3 separate regions of the Mus musculus genome follow, and regions 1 and 2 are each linked to region 3. The links are chromatin contacts, found by Hi-C or POLR2A ChIA-PET in ENCODE. All regions are on one chromosome and are shown on one strand. Each heading gives the region's core, a stretch centred on a gene start or an enhancer-like site at or near the end of the contact. The rest is flanking DNA. Distances are from core to core; before and after follow the strand shown. Region 1 holds the start of Cyp4f13 (cytochrome P450, family 4, subfamily f, polypeptide 13). Region 2 holds the start of Zfp763 (zinc finger protein 763). Region 3 holds the start of Zfp952 (zinc finger protein 952).

What was found. A loop is a pair of places that touch in the nucleus more often than their neighbours do. ChIA-PET counts read pairs that join two places held with the same protein, here RNA polymerase II (POLR2A).
Region 1: POLR2A ChIA-PET joins it to region 3 with 17 read pairs in Patski. The contact joins the promoter of Cyp4f13 here to the promoter of Zfp952 in region 3. POLR2A ChIA-PET finds 5 or more read pairs at or near these places in 2 of 5 experiments (Patski and embryonic stem cell).
Region 2: a map of left cerebral cortex shows a loop between it and region 3 (2.6-fold over the local background). The contact joins the promoter of Zfp763 here to the promoter of Zfp952 in region 3. A Hi-C loop is called at or near these places in 2 of 37 maps with a recorded cell type or tissue (heart and left cerebral cortex). POLR2A ChIA-PET finds 5 or more read pairs at or near these places in 3 of 5 experiments (Patski and embryonic stem cell).

Annotation. Positions count from the first base shown.
Region 1 is chr17:32,945,659-32,948,708 of GRCm38, reverse strand. It overlaps Cyp4f13 (cytochrome P450, family 4, subfamily f, polypeptide 13), which reads left to right and starts at 1,348. Exons shown (of 13, transcript NM_130882.1): 1 at 1,348-1,396; 2 at 1,706-1,904. The coding sequence starts at 1,707.
Region 2 is chr17:33,031,747-33,034,997 of GRCm38, reverse strand. It overlaps Zfp763 (zinc finger protein 763), which reads left to right and starts at 1,617. Exons shown (of 4, transcript NM_028543.3): 1 at 1,617-1,716. The coding sequence starts at 1,696.
Region 3 is chr17:32,991,711-32,994,781 of GRCm38, reverse strand. It overlaps Zfp952 (zinc finger protein 952), which reads right to left and starts at 1,643. Exons shown (of 4, transcript NM_001045559.1): 1 at 1,524-1,643. The coding sequence starts at 1,544.

The DNA of each region.
Region 1 (3,050 bases), core at 99-2,598, 46 kb after region 3:
CTCTATGGACTTCCCTACAGGTATCCTGATGGAAACACTTTCTCGGTCGAGATATCTCTTTCCCAGAAAGGCCAACATGGTACATACTCACTTCTAAGAGGATATTAGCTGCAAAGGATAACTGCGCTACAGTCCACACCCAGAGATGCTAAAGATGGCTCAAAGTGGTACAGATGGGTCTCTCTGGGAAGGAGAAATAAAATAGATTCCAAGGGTGGACTGGGACAGATAGAACAGGAAGGAATAGGTGGGGGTGGGAGAAAATACTGGGAGAACTGGGAGATGGGGGTAGGGCATTTTTGGGGTGAGGAGAAATGACTAGAATGGGAGGCACTTTGGGGGTGAGGTAGAAACCTAGTACAATGGAAACTTCCAGGAGGCCAACCCTACTGAAAACTCCTAGCATAAAACTCCTAGCCTGAACCAGCCCATTTTCAATAACCGGGCAAGGCTTCCAGTTCATTGCTTAGGATACCAAGCCAGCCACAAAACCCTCAGTCCACAATTTGTCTTACCTGCAAGATGTGTTGGGCTAGGTGGCACAGAAGGAACTCGGGGAAGTTGCCAATTTATTACTGGTCCAACTTCAGATCCACACCATGAGAGGAAACCCATGCCTGGCACTGCTGGAGGGTCAGGAGACAGAGGCTGGATAGTCCAGCCACCTAGGATAGAACAAAACATGACCAGCAAAATAAAATAAAATAGAAGTTTCCTGACCCCCAATATTTAACGCATATCTATGACATCAGCCCACGCCCAGATCTGACCTTCAGCCTGTGTCCCCTCTGCTCACGGCCCCTTTTAGCTGTTCCCTCAGATCTCTGAGCTTCAGCCTCACATGAGCTTAACCTACACTCTCTGACCCAGTGGGTTCCAGCAGGGTTGCAATTATTGGTCCACCTAGAACCTAGGGTTCAAGAAGGAAGAAATCGATCTCTGCCAGGCTGTGCAGCTGTTGGGCGTGGGGAGAGGAGAGGAAATGCATTTCAGAGCCTCACAGTTCTGCATGCTGTTACCCAGACAACTATGCAGAGGAGCTAGAGAGATTTATCTGCCACCCCTTAGCCCTTGGAGGGCAGGTGCACTCCTAAACTTGGAATCTCCTTTGTAACTCCTTTGTCTCTGGTTCAGGCAGAAAGGTTAAACGCTGAGGATGCCCCACCTAAGCCTATGACTCTCAGTCTAGTTCCATCCCTTTAAGGTTGGACCCGCCCCCACTGGCCTTGGCTGCCTGCCCAGGCTTGGAGGTTGGGCTGAGGGTTGGAGGGATTGGTTGGTTCAGCCCAGCTGAACTTCCCATACAGCTTCCGGGACAAAATGTTTTCAGAGAAGACAGGAAGTTGTGGAAGATTCGCTGCTCGTGAGAGAAGGTGCCGGGGTGGAAGGCAACAAGGCGAGTTCTGGCTCAGAACAGGGAGAGCTCTGCCCACAGCTGGAATGGCTGTAGGGAGCTGACCTTGGAGACTTTTGGTCTCCTGGAAATTGCGCCCGTAGTTTATTCTTCAGGCTGAGGCCCTCTAGAATGCTAACAGTCCTGCCTGTTGTGTTCTTCCTCTTCTCTCTCAATGTTCATTCTTCTTCCTGCGCTGCCCCCAAGTCCTCCCAGTCTATATCGCTAGCTATATTCCTATCTAGTAAACGGGCCTGTCCCCACCCTTCTCCGGAGCCTCAGAATTTCACCTTCTGCCTATTTGCCCTGCAGGATGCTACAGCTATGTCTGTCCTGGCTGGGAATGGGGTCCCTGACTGCCTCTCCGTGGCATCTACTGCTGCTGGGAGGGGCATCTTGGATTCTAGCCCGAATTCTGGCCTGGATCTATGCCTTCTATGACAACTGCAGTCGCCTTCGTTGCTTCCCTCAGCCCCCTAAACCGAGCTGGTTCTGGGGTCACTTGGCCTTGGTGAGTGTGGCAGTAGGTAGGTCTCTGGGTAGATGTGTTTCCAACGTGTTTGGAAAGATACTGTGGCACTTGGGTCAGGAGAGGTTTGGAACACAGGACAGTAGAGAAGTGAGGGGAGACATAGGGAGACCTCTCCGCCCCAGCAGCCAGTCCACTCTTGCCTTGCCTCTCCAGGATCCGAGCCTTTCTCCTTTCCTCCCTTCCTTGCTCCCAGCCTGCTTTAGGTCACATTATGATCAAAACTCATGATCTGAGGTCTCTTCCCCTCGTTAATGCAAAACTGCTCCCAGGATGGGCAGCACAGAGCAGGGACAGCCCCAGTCCACTCAGTTTCCACCGAAGAGTTTGAGGCTTCAGTGCATCATGCCAAGATCTGGCCCCTGCCTAGTCCATCCTTGTCCTTGGGCTAGTGTCTGTACCCGATGGGCAGAGAGAGATGTGAGTAGTATCTCTTCCCTTAAACTCCTCGGGGCCTGATGCTTTCTTATCTTGCTCTTCACTCTCAAGAACCATCAGTGGACTCTATTTTCCAATTTGAGCAGTAGTTGAGCTTTTTGGTTTTGTTTATGGTACTGAGTTGAAGCAAGCTCTTGGCCGCTGGGCTGCATCCCAGTCTGACTGTTCTTTTTCACCAGGGACCCTTCTGGCCTCTCCAGTTGTGGTTACACTTCCACTGGCCTCATTCCTAGTGCCCCTTGCTCCATGCTGCACTGGTTCCCTACTGCCAGAGTCACACTTAACATTTCAGTGTCACCTAAAAGGGTTTCACCTCCAATACCATCGATTCAAACGCTGCTTTCTCCCATAGCCCCTTTTCCTCCCAAAATCTGTATTCACGTTTGTCATTCCAAGTCCTCTCAGGACCCCTTTCCTCTCTACATCACAGTCCTGCTGCTTCCTGCCAACCTTCCTGATCAGGTAGAGCTCTGTAGAACAAACCAATAATATGTGCACACATGTGCGACACACACACACACACAATTTGTTAGAGTGGCTTACAATCAACAGGGCCTGAATAGTTCAACAGTGGCTATCTGTGCCCTGGAGAGAGCACAGTAGTTACCCAGGCTATGAGACTGGATGCCTCAGCAAGCCCGGTTGGATGCTCAAAGGACTGGAAGTTCCACAGAAAATTCTGATCCCCAG
Region 2 (3,251 bases), core at 368-2,867, 40 kb before region 3:
ATACAGTCAGTTTTATGGTCTTTTCATTGTGCTTCAGCTATGTCGGATTGAATATTCAGGGCCTGCTGTGGTTAGGATAGTTGGACTTTAGTGGAGACATGTTGTAGCCTCACTGTTATTGGTGGTGTTTTTATGATTAAGTGTAGGCATCTGATTTTGGATGAATTACAGATCCAGGTGCTGACTTCTGGATTTCTTTGTTGGATTTCTTTTGTTGGATTTCTTTTGTTGGATTTCTTTTGTTGGATTTCTTTTGTTGGATTTCTTTGTTGGATGGGTATTTCTCTCTTGGTTTCTAGTTCCCCTCCAGATTTTCTGAGTCTGGTGGGGGGAAGGGGACCTCATAAAATTGCAAAGCTTCTGTAAGGCAAAAGACACTGTCAATAAGACAAAAAGGTAACCAACAGAATGGGAAAAGATCTTTACCAATCCTAAATCTGATAGGGGGCTAATGTCCAATATATGTAAAGAGCTCAAGAAGTTGGACTCCAGAAAATCAAATAACTCTATTAAAAATTGAGGTACAGAGCTAAACAAAGAATTCTCACCTGAGGAATACCGAATGGCTGAGAAGCACCTAAATGAAGGTGTTGAAAGAGGTTGCCACCACCACCACCACCACCACAGGAAGCAATAGAAGGCATCCTCTGTGAGTTCCCAGACTTCCTAGTTGTCTCTACCTCAGCACTACAGAAGGGCTGTTTGTCACTGTGATGTTGACGGTTGTGATGTATGTGTATATTTGTAGATGTAGACATCCCTCTGGATTTTGAGCCAAGGAAATTTTTTGTCTGAATTGAAGAGTTACTCTATATATGTCTTGAATTCTATGTTGAATATTACTGCTATGTAACTTCGTGTTTCTGTAATTCAATAATTGTATTCATTGGTTGTTGCTCTAATTTTATTGATTAAAAAAATGGATTGGTTGAGTAGCAGTGCATAGTGGCCCACACCTTTAAATTCCAGCATTCTGGAAGCAAAGGCAGTTGGATTACTGTAAATCCGCGACAAGCCTGGTGTATATGGTGAGTACTTAGACAGCCACAGCTACATAGCAGAGATTCTGCCTCAAAACAACAATAAAAACAAGCAAACAAAATCAATAAATTGAAACATAACGTGTGAGAGAGCTTTACAACACTTTTACCTCATTCCAAAGTCATGAGTTTGCATAGTAGGATCTCCTGGTTCCTGTCTCTGGACAGATCTTTGATTCTGTGGGTCTTCCCATTAAGAACTTGAATCAAAAATGTGCAGGGCAAACTTGGACACTGTAATCAAAGCAGTAGAGGGCCCCAGAGTTCACAAGAACAAAGTGCATAAAGTAGCCTGTTCCCCTTAAAGGCAAAGTTATAAAACAGGTCGGAACCGGCTTAGTCCACTTAAAAAACAAAAGGAAAACAAACAAACAAACAAACAAAAAAACTGGCGTACAAAAGAATCCGCTATTCTAACTGCACTGGGAAAGAGGAATGTTATTAATTAAGGCATTTAAGCTCAAGGCTGTCACTATCTTTCCTCAATCAGGGATGCTGTTACTGCTATTCATGAACTGTCCAATGACGAACCGGTACATTCGGAAGGTCCCGCCCTTGCCGCCATGTTTGAGTCCTGTGTTGTTGAGAAGGTCTGTGGTGGTGTTGGGGCTGGACTATATCTCCTGTATTTAGGCCTATTAGGAAGAACACCTGGATGCATATGAAAGAGGAAATGGTGAGTATGCCTTGGGCTCCTGGAGTCGTAAGTGAAAGCTTTGTGACACTGCAGTCTGTGGCGCTGTTGCCTGCCGTTCCCTTGGTGCTGTGCAGCCTAGTGTGCCTTGGAGCGGGACACTGGAATTGTGCGCAGAGCAGGCGACCGGGCACCGGAGCCCGCTCTGTTCTGTCCTAGGGAAGCTACTTCGTTCCAGGCCCCTATCTTCATGGGGTTAGTCCTCACCTGGAACCTGCGCCTCCGCAGACACTGCAGCACTGCAGGTTGGTGACGCGGAGTCCAGACTGTGGTGTAAGGGGACTTGGGTGGTGTGAGCAGTTGCTCGTATGCCTTATAGGCATATCTCTGCTGCTTTCGATTCTTTTCTCTCATCGCCTTTGTAAATTATATTCTTCACAGTACTGCAGTTGAACACTAGGCCGGGAGAACTTATTAATCTCTCTCTCTCTCTCTCTCTCTCTCTCTCTCTCTCTCTCTCTCTCTCTCTCTCTCTCTGTGTGTGTGTGTGTGTGTGTGTGTGTGTGTGTGTGTGTGTGTGTGTGTGTGTGTGCGCGCGCGCGCTGCCCTTTAAAGATGAGATTAAAGAGTATTTAATTGTGCCGTCTGTGAGTAGGCCAAATTTTTCAATCTTAGAGAAAGTAGAGAAGTACAATGATGGGTTTTTTCCCCCTGACCATTTCTGAAGCCAAAATTCGGGTTTTTAAAAAGCTTTCCTAGACTTCGTTTTTGTGAGCCCTGTAAAGTAGATCAGGTGCTTGCCAATCTACATCGTTTGCTTGTGTGCTGGAGGCCGGTTCTCCAAATAGAAGAAATTGTGACTAAGAGTATTTGATCAGTATTTACCAGATGACATTCTTTTAGGGGTGTGGGGGAGTTGGTATTTTCAGTAGAATATTCATTTGAACAGTATTATTTCTGCCACTTCGTGGACTTGAGTATTCTATTTCTTTACTATTTGAAGTTGTCATCGCTGAAGTCTTTTTACCCTTTTACTGGGCTTTATTTCTAATTCTTTTCCCGTTACCATGAATGGTATTTTGTTTCTGATTTTCCCTTCCACTCTAGTCTTTATTGGAGTAGAGAAATGACATTGCTTACTGTATATTGATTTTATATCCTGCTATGCATAAAAAGTATTAAATAATACAAAGAAAATGACTACTTTTTAAAATTCTCTCTGTATTGTATTCATGCTCAAATTGATGGGAACGTTAGCAGGTACTAGGTAATTTTAGCTAATTATAAGTAAAATAACAATTTTAGCTAATTATAGGTAAAATAATGAGCAGTTACATACTAAAATGAGAAGGACCTTGGAGAGGGTAACATTGTTATGAAACATGGTTATAGTTATACTATTATTTGAAAATAAATTTAAATTACTTGTACAATGAATTTTTTTAAAGTCTTGGGACACAGTATTTAGAAAAGAGCATTTTTGATTTTCTAATAGAATTCAAAGAGAAAATAATACCAAAGTAAAATGAAAGTGTAGGATCTCAAGAGTCGGATGACTCAATTGTCAAGAATGCTTA
Region 3 (3,071 bases), core at 394-2,893:
GCAGATGTCACTCATTTTTAGCTCAGAATAAGCCGTCTCATTACTTCCTCCAAGGCAGCATTCTGAACTTGGGCTTACCCAAAAGTCAGAGAAGTGATCGGCAACATTCTTAAGTAGCCGGTGTCTCTCTGCCACGTGCAAGAAGTTTCAGAGCTTTAGTCCATTGTTAGAGTGGGCAGCATGGTGGCACGCAGGCAGACACAGTGCTGGAGAGGTAGCTGAGAACTCTACATGCAGATACACAGGCAGCAGGAAAAGTCAAAAACAGTTTCAACCATTTCAAGGAAAAAAATAAATGGTGCCTTTGTGTCAGGCTGATCATCCCCGACTTTCTTGATGGTCAGAGATTACTATCTACATAGAACAAGTAGTTGAAGGCAAAAACACCAAAGATTTAATATTTCTTCCAAGAACTGTATTCCAATTAAAGACTAATTGACGAACTCTCCTAATTCTTTCTGTTCGGAGAAACCCACCAAGGAAAACCAAATTACAGCTACATGAATCCCTTCCCTCAGGCTTTCCCCCCATTTTTCCATATTTCCACTTTTAACTATTTTGACCAGCATTATTATTCAAAAGAGAGCTCAAAAGCGAGGTTGAAATAGATTTCCAATGGAGAAAAATGCCCTCTACACAACAAGGAGCCTTTGCCTAACATAAATAAAGCCTCGGGTTCAACTGGCCCTACTGTAAGGAGACAGTTGTCTGAATCCACGCATCTCAAGGACAGCTTCACTATCCTGCTGACAGAAACAAACTGAGTCCGTGTTCCCAGGCCCAGGAACCAGCTCCTTTGCCCCTCATCATTTTGAGTTACTCACCAAATGTCCAGGATGAGGCCTGACCACCAAGATTCTGAGAAAAAAGCCTTGAAACCAGGTGGCCCAGGGGAGGCTTCATCACCAATGATTCCTTTACCCCTTTCCTGTGACAAGCCGCAGGAGTCATCAAAATCACATTGGCGACTCCCTTGCCCAACCCCTTATGTCAAAATACGGCTGGACAACGCTACAGCCCACTCACTCCACTCCCCTTTGCTCTGAGGTCTCATCCGAAATATGCTGTGCAATTTTCCTTCCGGGACGGGGTCTATGCTATTGTCCCTGACCGGTCAGGTTTTTCTGCTTAATTAAAATAAAGATCTTGCTTTGCTGGACTCTTGTGCCTGCTTGTGTTTTGTTTTGGGGGGACCCCCAACAGCTGAAAAAAATAAAGAAAACGAAAGAAAAACACACCGTGATCACGGAGGAAAACTACAGCAGGGCAAACGAAAGTGCAAGGGCAGAAAGACCCGCAACAGCGCTCACACACCCTCTGTCGTTCAAAACGCAGTTTGCGTTCAGCATCACCAATCTACCAGCGCTGCAAATTCTGCAGAGGTGTAAGTTCGAGGCATGGACCCACACTGAAAGGACTGGCATGAAACCCGTTTCGTAGTGAAGGGACAGAACTGGACCCTGGTCTCCTGGCAGTGTCACAGATCTGCCATCCTCGAAGCCAGGAGCCCGTGACACACTCACCATTCTCTGCTTTTGATGCATACTGTGTCCTCTCCAAGGAGCCTGAAATTAGAAGAAGTGACAGTAACCGAAGAAGAGTTGACACGACTCTTCCCGCAGCTGCACCGGCTTCAAGATGGTAGCAAGTGAGGAACCCTTCGATTATCTGCGCTTCTTATTGGACAGGGGAATAACAGCGCCGTTGATTGGTGAATAACTCCCCCTGCCTCCTACGAGCTTAATTAAAAAGAAATCAGCCTTTCTGAGTACCGCTGCAGCTAAAATCACAGTTGTCACTCATGACCCTTTTAGCTTGCTCTTCACTAGAACAAACCTGGCGCAACCTGAAGTTTTGTGGCATTTAAGGAAACATTCAGCAGGATTCTTAGTGCATGCGTTTTCCAACTACACACCCTATCCCCTAAAGAACTAATGCTACAGCTTTACAGTGGAGCCTCTAGTGTCAGTACCCCAAGGAGAAAACCCAAGACTTTTCCTTAGGAAGAGTCCCTATGTCAATCTGGGGGCATAGGGAAAAAAAGAGGACCTGACATGCAAGCTCAAGATTTGGGGAGGTTAAGCTAAAGCTTTCGCAAACCTTGTGTTTCAATATACCCGTTTTCTGCCAAGAAAATTAAAACATATCAACAATGAATTCAACTATAAATTGTCTGGAGAAAAATGGAATTGCACACCCGAAGTTTTCTACAAAGGATTCAACAGGTCTGAAAAGCAGCCTTTGGACGTCAGCCAAAAAGGTTTCTTTGCCCAAGGAAATCCTCTATATTCAGGAATGTAAAATGGTCTCAGCCTCCCAGATCAACACTGATTTTGGACCAAGAGCTTCACAGTGGATCTGTTAGGTTCGGGGAGAAGCCAAGAAAATTGATTTCAAAGACAGCAGCTTAAAATGAAAGTTTTATTCTCTGAGTACACAGAGAGGTAGCCAGCTCGGGATCTCTACTGCATACCTGAAGGGAAATAGTATAGCATATTAAAGGATGAAACCACAAGTTCAGGGGGAAGCCGGGTGGGCTGTAGCATTGTCCACTCATATTTTTTTTTAAAGATTTATTTATTACATGTAAGTACATTGTAGCTGTCTTCAGACATTCCAGAAGAGGGCGCCAGATCTCCTTACGGATGGTTGTGAGCCACCATGCGGTTGCTGGGAATTGAACTCAGGATCTTCAGAAGAGCAGTCAGTGCTCTTAACCGCTGAGCCATCTCTCCAGCCCGTCCACTCATATTTTGACACAATGGGTTGAACAAAGGAGTTTCCATTGTGGCTCTGCCCCTGACTGGGAGCAGTCAGTCAGGAAGGTGATGCACATTGGCGACTGGGCCTTATCTGGGGCCACCCAGTTTCAATGTCCTTGAAATCCTGGACATTTGGCCTGTAACTCAAAATGATAAGGGTGCAAAGGGGTGGGCAAGCTGCATGTAATCAGTTAGGTCATGACAGGCAATCAGTGTATAGATTTATGGCGTGTGTACCTTAGTTTCCTTAACAGGCAACTTCTTTTTTTTTTTTTTTTTTTATATATTCTTTACTGGTTATCAGACAAG